Linked DNA regions of Homo sapiens: region 1 is linked to region 2. Evidence: chromatin contacts called from ENCODE Hi-C or POLR2A ChIA-PET data. All regions are on one chromosome and are shown on one strand. The core of a region is the stretch at or near the end of the contact, and the rest is flanking DNA. Distances in the headings are between cores, read along the strand shown.

Region 1 (4,806 bases), core at 61-2,560, 280 kb after region 2:
AAGCTTCACATGGCTTCCTTTCCTTGACCTACAACAAATTCCATTAAACCTCAAAAACAATGCTTTGAGATGCTAGAGGATGCAGACAGGAAACTGAAGAAAGACTTTACACAAAAGTTAAAACGTCTTTTTCGGAGGGAGTTAAGGAAGGGTTGTATCTTGACAGTGAGAGCTCATGGCAACTGAGAACATAATTAGATTTGAATGTCATGTAGTTGTGCCTGGGATGCATAGCACATCAAAACAGATTTACTGCTCAGAGTAACAGAAATGTGCAAATGCCATTGGCTGGTAAATAATTAATGATTGCCCCAAAGTTTACAAATGCATAAAATGCCCTACAGATAAAATTCCATCATATTTTCAAGTTACTGAAAATTAGCTTTTTTTCTGGAATAAATATCAGTTATCTGTCCAGGATTGATTCCTCTTTAAGACCAAAAAAGTCTTCATTCTACCCAACGACCTCCTACACCCCTTTGTCTCCTGGGACATCTAATTTATGGGTGTTTAATGTAATAGGGTAAGCTTTCCAAAAATGGTGTAATAAAAATGGGCTTAGATGTCATCACTATTATTACATCTGTTATTATAATATGTAGTGTTTGCAGTGAAAACCAGGCTTGCATCTATATTTCATTGGCATCCATACATTGAGGCCATCTTGAAATTTGACTCAAAGGACTAAAATTCAACATCAAAAAAACTGCTTCAAAGGGATATTCAGCATTGATTTTATTGGGCTTATTTTGGGGAGCACTCAAACTATGCTTTTTTTGACTTGTTGGCCCTAAAATGCAAGAAGGGTTAATCTTGATTGCAAAATCAAGAAACAAAGATACAGGCCTATTGTGCAATAAACAGCCCACATTTCAATGAATAAGTAATATTTCTCACAAACCCAAGTTAGATAGTGGATTTATTTAACCTCTTGGGGTCAGGTAATAAATACTAAGTGAATTATTCAGCCCAATGGCTAATCAATACAATTCCATGATATATTTTTTGTGTTTCATAAAAGGTTGTACACTAAAGGCAGTGAGCAATTATGGAAATTGGGCCAGAGCGCCTCTCAATTCCTCTCTGGCTTGAAACCCCAGCAGGCCACCTTGACAGCAAATCGATTAGTGCTCCAGTGAAGCGGCTCAGTGACCCCTGACCTGCTTCCAGCGAGGCCTGACAGAGGAGAGAGTATTTTATATTTATTTTATTGAATTAACTCCATCTTGCCTGTACCATCGCTTTACACACATTAGGCAGCAAGCTACAAGCTACTTCATTGTCGTTGTTTTCCATTGCTCTTGCTAACCAAGCCCCACCCCTTGCCCTGCAGATTTCTTTGTCCTGGTTTTCCTTTCACTTTTGGCCTCAATGCAAGATTTCAATCCACCCTGAGACTCATGATGGAGCTCCAGGTAATAAAAACCAAGAGCAAGGCACAAGATCCTGCTGCCTGATGCTTCCTGCCTACCTTGTCCAACCAGGACAATGCCCTATCCCCATTTTTCCCCTCATGTTGAGAAACAAAGACCAGTCAATAAAAATCTGGCTTCACATGGTGCTCTTTGGAAAATATATGCAAGAGAACATCAAGGATTAGGGGTATTTCCTACTAGAAAATCAAAAAATAAACCAGAAGCCACTGGTTTTCTCTATTTTTGTGGCCTAATTACATTATTGACTGATTGAAGCCATCAGAAACAGGGGGAAAGAAAGAGAAAGAAAGAGAGAGAGAGAGAGAACGAGAACCAAGGCAGCTGAGTTTAGACCACCATTTCATCAGGGGAGCAATAAATCCAAAGGCTCATCAGCCATCAGTGACTGAAAGCTTACAAGAAGGGAAACATCTCTAAATCACCAAAAATTTTCTGTTTTACTTCTGCTAAATGGAACATTGGTAAAAAATAAAAAATAAATAATAAATTAAAAAAACACCAAAATAAGTGAAAAGTAAATGCCAGGAAGAAACCAAGAGTTTTAAAGTCAGAAAATCTATTTGGCAGCTCTAGATGTTAAATGATACCAAAGGTTAAGTTATCAGCAGAAATTTGACGTTATAAATCACAGGATTGAAGGATCTTGGACCATATTTGAAGGAGGCAGTACAGAGTGATGGTTTCATACTTAGAGGCTGAAATTAAACTACCTGGATTCAAATCCCAGTTTTTCTACAAACTAGCTGTAGACTTTGTACAATTCATCCAACCTCGCTAAGCTTCAGCTTTCCTCACCTATACATAAGGATGACAACAGCTGTTGTCACATAAGCAATGTTGACTGACATTATCATTTTTATCAGATCCCAAATTATTTTATATGGGTAGGCAAGAAATCACTTTTCAGACTTGTTTTATGAATGGAGAGGCTGAAGAATGTGAGGAAACAGAATTTGCCTTCCAAATTATTGCCCTTCCCAGGGTCATGCATGCACAAAAGTATTGTGATAATCACTCACTCCCTTAAAATCTCCTTTTGGGGTTCGAAGGACCTTGAACTTTACCATTAAAAGATTCAGTCCTTGGGTTGATCTCCCCAAAGATTTAAAAGGGAAGTTCTCCTTTCCTGACCCCCAGTGGTGGGGGACATGAAACTATTTCACTCTATTCATATCACCTTGCCTTTCTCAGGAGAGACTTGGTTCTTAGGGAATATTGGCTTCATGGGTGCAGAGTAAGGGATAAAGTTTGTGATGCAGGATAAAAGACTGAAGACAGTGATTGAGAGATCAGAAGAGAAGAATTTCAGAGTTGCACTTCAACTGCTCAATTGTCGCATCAGGGATGGGTTGGCACTTTTAGATACCTTGCTTCTGATAAGAAGATCAGCTCCTCATTTACAGATTCAATGCCATCCCCATCAAGCTACCAAGGACTTCCTTCACAGAATTGGAAAAAACTACTTTAAAGTTCATATGGAACCAAAAAAGAGCCCACATCGCCAAGTCAATCCTAAGCCAAAAGAACAAAGCTGGAGGTATCACACTACCTGACTTCAAACTATACTACAAGGCTACAGTAACCAAAACAGCATGGTACTGGTACCAAAACAGAGATATAGATCAATGGAACAGAACAGAGCCCTCAGAAATAACGCCGCATACCTACAACTATCTGATCTTTGACAAACCTGAGAAAAACAAGAAATGGGGAAAGGATTCCCTATTTAATAAATGGTGCTGGGAAAACTGGCTAGCCATATGTAGAAAGCTGAAACTGGATCCCTTCCTTACACCTTATACAAAAATCAATTCAAGATGGATTAAAGATTTAAACGTTAGACCTAAAACCATAAAAACCCTAGAAGAAAACCTAGGCATTACCATTCAGGACATAGGCATGGGCAAGGACTTCATGTCCAAAACACCAAAAGCAATGGCAACAAAAGCCAAAATTGACAAATGGGATCTAATTAAACTAAAGAGCTTCTGCACAGCAAAAGAAACTACCATCAGAGTGAACAGGCAACCTACAACATGGGAGAAAATTTTCGCAACCTACTCATCTGACAAAGGGCTAATATCCAGAATCTACAATGAACTCAAACAAATTTACAAGAAAAAAACAAACAACCCCATCAAAAAGTGGGCAAAGGACATGAACAGACACTTCTCAAAAGAAGACATTTATGCAGCCAAAAAACACATGAAAAAATGCTCATCATCACTGGCCATCAGAGAAATGCAAATCAAAACCACTATGAGATATCATCTCACACCAGTTAGAATGGCAATCATTAAAAAGTCAGGAAACAACAGGTGCTGGAGAGGATGTGGAGAAATAGGAACACTTTTACACTGTTGGTGGGACTGTCAACTAGTTCAACCATTGTGGAAGTCAGTGTGGCGATTCCTCAGGGATCTAGAACTAGAAATACCATTTGACCCAGCCATTCCATTACTGGGTATATACCCAAATGACTATAAATCATGCTGCTATAAAGACACATGCACACGTATGTTTATTGCGGCATTATTCACAATAGCAAAGACTTGGAACCAACCCAAATGTCCAACAATGATAGACTGGATTAAGAAAATGTGGCACATATACACCATGGAATACTATGCAGCCATAAAAAATGATGAGTTCATGTCCTTTGTAGGGACATGGATGAAATTGGAAATCATCATTCTCAGTAAACTATTGCAAGAACAAAAAACCAAACACCGCATATTCTCACTCATAGGTGGGAATTGAACAATGAGATCACATGGACACAGGAAGGGGAATATCACACTCTGGGGACTGTGGTGGGGTGGGGGGAGGGGGGAGGGATAGCATTGGGAGATATACCTAATGCTAGATGACGAGTTAGTGGGTGCAGCACACCAGCATGGCACATGTATACATATGTAACTAACCTGCACAATGTGCACATGTACTCTAAAACTTAAAGTATAATAATAAAAAAAAGAAGATCAGCTCCTCTCTCAACCCCTCCAAGCTTCCTTATCAATAAGGACCACTGCCACCATCACATTTGCCACATCAGCCATCCTCTGATCTCCTAGGGAAAGAGGACTGGGGTTCAAGTCAATTTGCAGGGACTGTTTCTGCACAAATACCCATACCTAGGTTCGTGTGCAGTGCCAGAGTGGCAAGAGAGGCTGGCTGCCAAGGCTATTTTTGAAGAACTCACCACACTTCTCTGGGATACTGTGAAGGAAATGTCTTGATTTTGCCCCATATCTTTCCTTGTCCTTTGCAATCCCAGAGATTCAAGACCATTTCATTTCTTATCTCGGCAGTCCTTTCTCCCTAAACTCACGGCCCACCATCACCATGACAGACAGCAAAGCAATCTCAC
Region 2 (4,580 bases), core at 1,890-4,389:
AGATTTCCTGCTTTTGCTTTGGAAATAAACTCAGAATCTAATAGTCTTCCCCTTGGCCAAGATTCTAAAACCAACAGTGACCATAATCCTGTAAACACAGAAAGAGATTCCTAACTCACTATATTCCTGGCCTTGAAACTTTGGTGTGGAAGGCACCACCAAATCAGGTCACTTGAGTCTAGGATCAACCACGCTACAGTGAAGTCAACACTTGGTAGAAAACTGTGAAAGTGGGCTCTAGTATACCTCCTAGCAATGCCATTAGTTGTGACATAAGTCAATAAGTTCCTATAGAGTTTAGGATTTGGGGAAAACAGGTAATACTTTTGTATTACACGAGGGAGGTGAATATACACTGAATAATAGCAGTGATGAGTTTCTTTTACACGGCAGGAATATTTTCTTGGCTGTTGGATTTAGCATATCAACAAGGGAGGCTGGACATACCTTTTCTCAGAGTTTCATTAGCCTGCTAGAATATTTAGAGGTCTGGGCAAGGTAAACTAACTCTCCCATGTTTGTGCTGAAGTAGAGGTACAGGTCCCACTCTGAGTATTGAATTATCTTTTCTCATGATGACATCAACATTGAAACTACAGAGAGCCTCTTTTGTAGTCAACAGTATGGGACACTGGATTTTTATCTCCCTTTGGACAATGAGATTGTGGTTAGCATAACACTGGTAAATCTAACATTAATGCTCTGTCAAAAATTGTTTTATGAAGGCTAGAAAGAGGTTGGAGAGAAAGGAGGTGCATCCAGGAATAGATACAAAAACATTGAAAGAGAAACTGAAATCAATTCTGTAAACAGCAGAAGTCAAAGCATCGTAGTTGTCATTAAGCACCTACCATTATAATATTCAAACAATAAGATATTTCCTGAAATATCAGATCAATTCTTAAAGGAGAGCTGTTCCCAGTGGGGTTTACTTGTGGTCCTCTGTCCGACATCCATTAGACAGGGTCCCTGTCTTTAGTAGCATGGGTTCAAACAAATGATAAGAGAGGAAATAGATTCCATTCTCTCTGTTTACTTTATTACTATTGATTTATGAATTCCCTCTGATCTATTTCCTAACTGGGCAGATAATATACATTTAGTACCAAAGGTAATTATCCAAAATGAATCTAGTTTGCAACTGGGTGATAAAAAAGAGAGAGGAGACTGATAGATTAAATACTTATCATTAAAAAGTATGGCTGATTGTATTAATATAGATACAAGAGCTTTAATATTCTCACTTTACGGCTAGATATAATTTCCTAGACTAATTGTGAGTTCATGTGGACACTTGGGCATATTTTATTTCTACTCTATATTTTATAGCATCATTTTATAGTGCAAATAATAAAAGCATTATATGAAAAAATTATTTCAAAAGTTTTTTTTAAAAATCTACCACTTGCAAAAAAAAATCATTTAGGGCATTTAAAAAAAAATCTTCATAAAGGGATAGAACATTTAGTTACCACAAATTACTATGGTTTTTAAAGCATCAAAGTTAGAGAAAAGAGCAAAGATTGTATCATTATACGAGTATAAATAAAACAACTTAAATTTCTAGCAATAGTGAATGGATAAATAAATATAGTAAATCCACACTGTGGGAGATGATGCAGCCTATTAACATGTTTATGAAGAAATTTTAATGCGTGGGAAAATGCTTATTAGGCTATGTGAAAAAAACAGGATATAAAACTGTGTGTGTGTAAACACATATACAGTATAACCACAAATACGAAGAAAATGTTCATATATATTTGTTATGTATAGAAAAATATGAAAGAAATATACAAAAATCTTTTTAGTGGTCAACTCTGGGTGATGGCTATTGGATGATTTGAACTCCTTAAATTCTATCCTGTTTTTCTCTAAATTTTCTAAATTAGCACATATTATTTTTATATCTAAGCACGTATTAGAGAGACGGGCGAATGAACAACTTAGAATGAATGGAAGGTAGGACACATGTTGCGTTTGCCCCTGGCTCATAATGACCTGAGGGCCATCACATGCCAGGGACTCCTTTACTGATGCCTCTTTGGAACCTCTCCACTTACAGGCAGAGTAAGCTGTCTGCAGAATCCTACCAGATGTGTCCAAGCGTCATACACTCAGGGATCATCACACTTTTAAAAGACATACGTAGTTATAGAAATACCAAAGTACTGAGGAAAGAGTACAGTGGAACAGTTAAGAGGATGAATTCTGGAGTCAGACGGTCTGGCCAGGTTCCTCCACTTGAGTAACTCTGGCAAATGCTTAATCTATGTCTCAGTCTCCTTACCTGTTGAATCAGGACAGTCAAGTGCCTTCCCTATAGAGATGTTCAGGGATTCAATGGGCTAAATATTTGTAAAACACTTAGAAGACTACGTTATACAATAAGTACTTATCCATTAAATGAATACATCTTTAAAATTCTGATAATATTGATCAGAATCAACTTACAAATAAAGAAATGGACATGGCCAAAATATTTATAAAACATTTGAGCATTTGTAAGTTGCTGAGGCAAGGGTGCAATTTCAGTTGAGCTTAAGTCGAGACTCAGGATTGTAGTGGTTTTAGATGGTTTTTTTATACTGCCAAAGATCTGTCCATCCATACATTTTTATCTAGAATGATGTTGATGATGCTAAGGTTCAAGGGAATAATTACTATGTGCAGTACTATTTGTAGTGTTTTGTTCCCCACTCTATATTTAGATTCTAACAGAAGATGTGAAACTAAATAGATACTCAATAAAAGTTTACTGAATGAAAACACAAATGAATGACTTCACCACAGCTGCATCAAGTTGTCTAAATATGATTATATTTCCACAAAGGAGCCATTGTTAAATGAACTTTCCCTCTATTAAGAACTAGGATTGAAGTATCAAATTTCTTAGAATCTAAAACTTTTTACTATTATAACTTAGAAACAATTAGATGGCAAGATTAAAAGGGGAAAAAGTATTTATTCCAAAAAAAAAAAAAAAAAAGCACAGCTTAGGACTTGAATATCTTCAAGGATCCATTTCTTAGGAAATCTATAAAGATGCAGAAAGCTTTAGAAATGGAGATACCAAGACAGCAATGGCAGCACCAATAAACAGAAATAGACGGTTCATCTCACTAGTTCTGTGGTTTTCTCCTACCCAGTAGAGCGTGACAAGAGAATGTTAAAGTAACTGAAATCAAGAACAATACTGGAAATAAGAACAGTCTACAATGGCAAATTTTTACTGTAATACATTTCGTTACTGAGTGAGGGAGGAAAACAACTGTTTTTAGATACTGTCCATTGTTTTCTATACATTTCAAAGCTCCTCTTCACACATGTAACTTTCAAACTGACAGTGGTAACTTTCAGCATTTTGTGGAGATCTTGGCTCCAATGCAGCAAATAAGAAGTGAAATGTCCCACGGTTGTAAAATCTTGATAAGTTATCCGTGTCACATTTTTCAAATGTGGAACTGCTCACACCACACAGATAATTATAGATGACCAGATTGTAACTGTTTTATTGCTTCTTTTTCCCCATAAATTTTAATTTTGGAAAGTTAAGTGAAAAATGTGGTTTCAATTTCCTACAAATTGCACACAATTTGGTTTTAACAAGAAAATAGAAAGAAAGGGTATGTTCTTTAAAGTGAATTATGAACTAGAGTTTGTTTTCGCTCGCTCAACACCGCAAAAATAATAAAGCACAAAATTTAGAAAAGATGCCTTACAAAATGGAAATCATGAACTATAGTAAGAAAGCAGAAAGTAATTTTTTTTTATCTAAACATGATTTAAGCAATCTAACAGGATAATATAATTGAGCTAGTCTTTCTCCCTCTGGTGAAGCAAGCTAGAAGGAAAGGATACCGGAGTAGAAGCCGACAATCTTAATACATGTATAACAGGAAATCTGTTAATAAGAAAAGGCTTTGTGTATCTCCATCTTACTCTCTCCACAACTGTCAGCAACAACAAAAGAACTATTAAAAGCAATCAATTTTGAAACCATTTAAACATATACCTAGAAACACAACAAAACACAAGAATTTATAAAGGAACTTTTAGTGGAAAGAAATTCTAGCCCTCTGATGGGTTCTGGCTATAATCTTAGAGTTAGACCAACATGCTTTCTTGATTCAAGGTAGTGGTCTGCTACAACTAGCATAACTAAAGGCAGGAACCCCATGAAGTGTCTCGACCACACCAAAACCACCAGCTGGAAAGCAAATAAGGAAATCAATCAACCAGATATTTTTTCTCCTTTCTGCCAAAAACTTTGAGTGAATGCACTTTTCTTCATTAAATTGACCACTGCTTTCACCTTTTTAGCAATGTAGACTGTTAGGCAAAATAAATTATTCATTATTCAGGCAAAAACTATTTCATCAAAGTTGTTGATCTTCATTGACCAAATTCTCCATGGCCTATGTTACTAAATAGCACCACCATAGCTTTCTCAAATTTCTACTTCCAAAAATGTTTACTTTCAGACAGATTGTGACGACCACAAAACTTACCTGCATGAGTATTCTATAAACAAAGTTGTTGTAGACCAAATGTTAACATGAGTCCCTGGTAAAATGTTG

The links. A loop is a pair of places that touch in the nucleus more often than their neighbours do. ChIA-PET counts read pairs that join two places held with the same protein, here RNA polymerase II (POLR2A). Pooled maps may share reads with other maps.
Region 1: a loop to region 2 is called in a pooled map, with 2.6 times the contacts of the local background. The contact joins two enhancer-like sites. A Hi-C loop is called at or near these places in 3 of 37 single-sample maps with no recorded cell type and 2 of 50 pooled maps. POLR2A ChIA-PET finds 5 or more read pairs at or near these places in 1 of 52 experiments (WTC11).

Annotation. Positions count from the first base shown.
Region 1 is chr5:159,033,406-159,038,211 of GRCh38, forward strand. The region is part of intron 6 of EBF1 (EBF transcription factor 1); the gene reads right to left. Among named protein-coding and RNA genes, the nearest start is that of EBF1, 64 kb to the right of the region's middle. Within about 2 kb of position 1,311, at least 2 of the 41 ENCODE cell types and tissues checked have a DNase peak (open chromatin) inside an H3K27ac peak, as active enhancers do.
Region 2 is chr5:158,749,357-158,753,936 of GRCh38, forward strand. The region is part of intron 10 of EBF1 (EBF transcription factor 1); the gene reads right to left. Among named protein-coding and RNA genes, the nearest start is that of LINC02227, 340 kb to the left of the region's middle. RefSeq lists a silencer at 3,091-3,210. Within about 2 kb of position 3,140, at least 2 of the 41 ENCODE cell types and tissues checked have a DNase peak (open chromatin) inside an H3K27ac peak, as active enhancers do.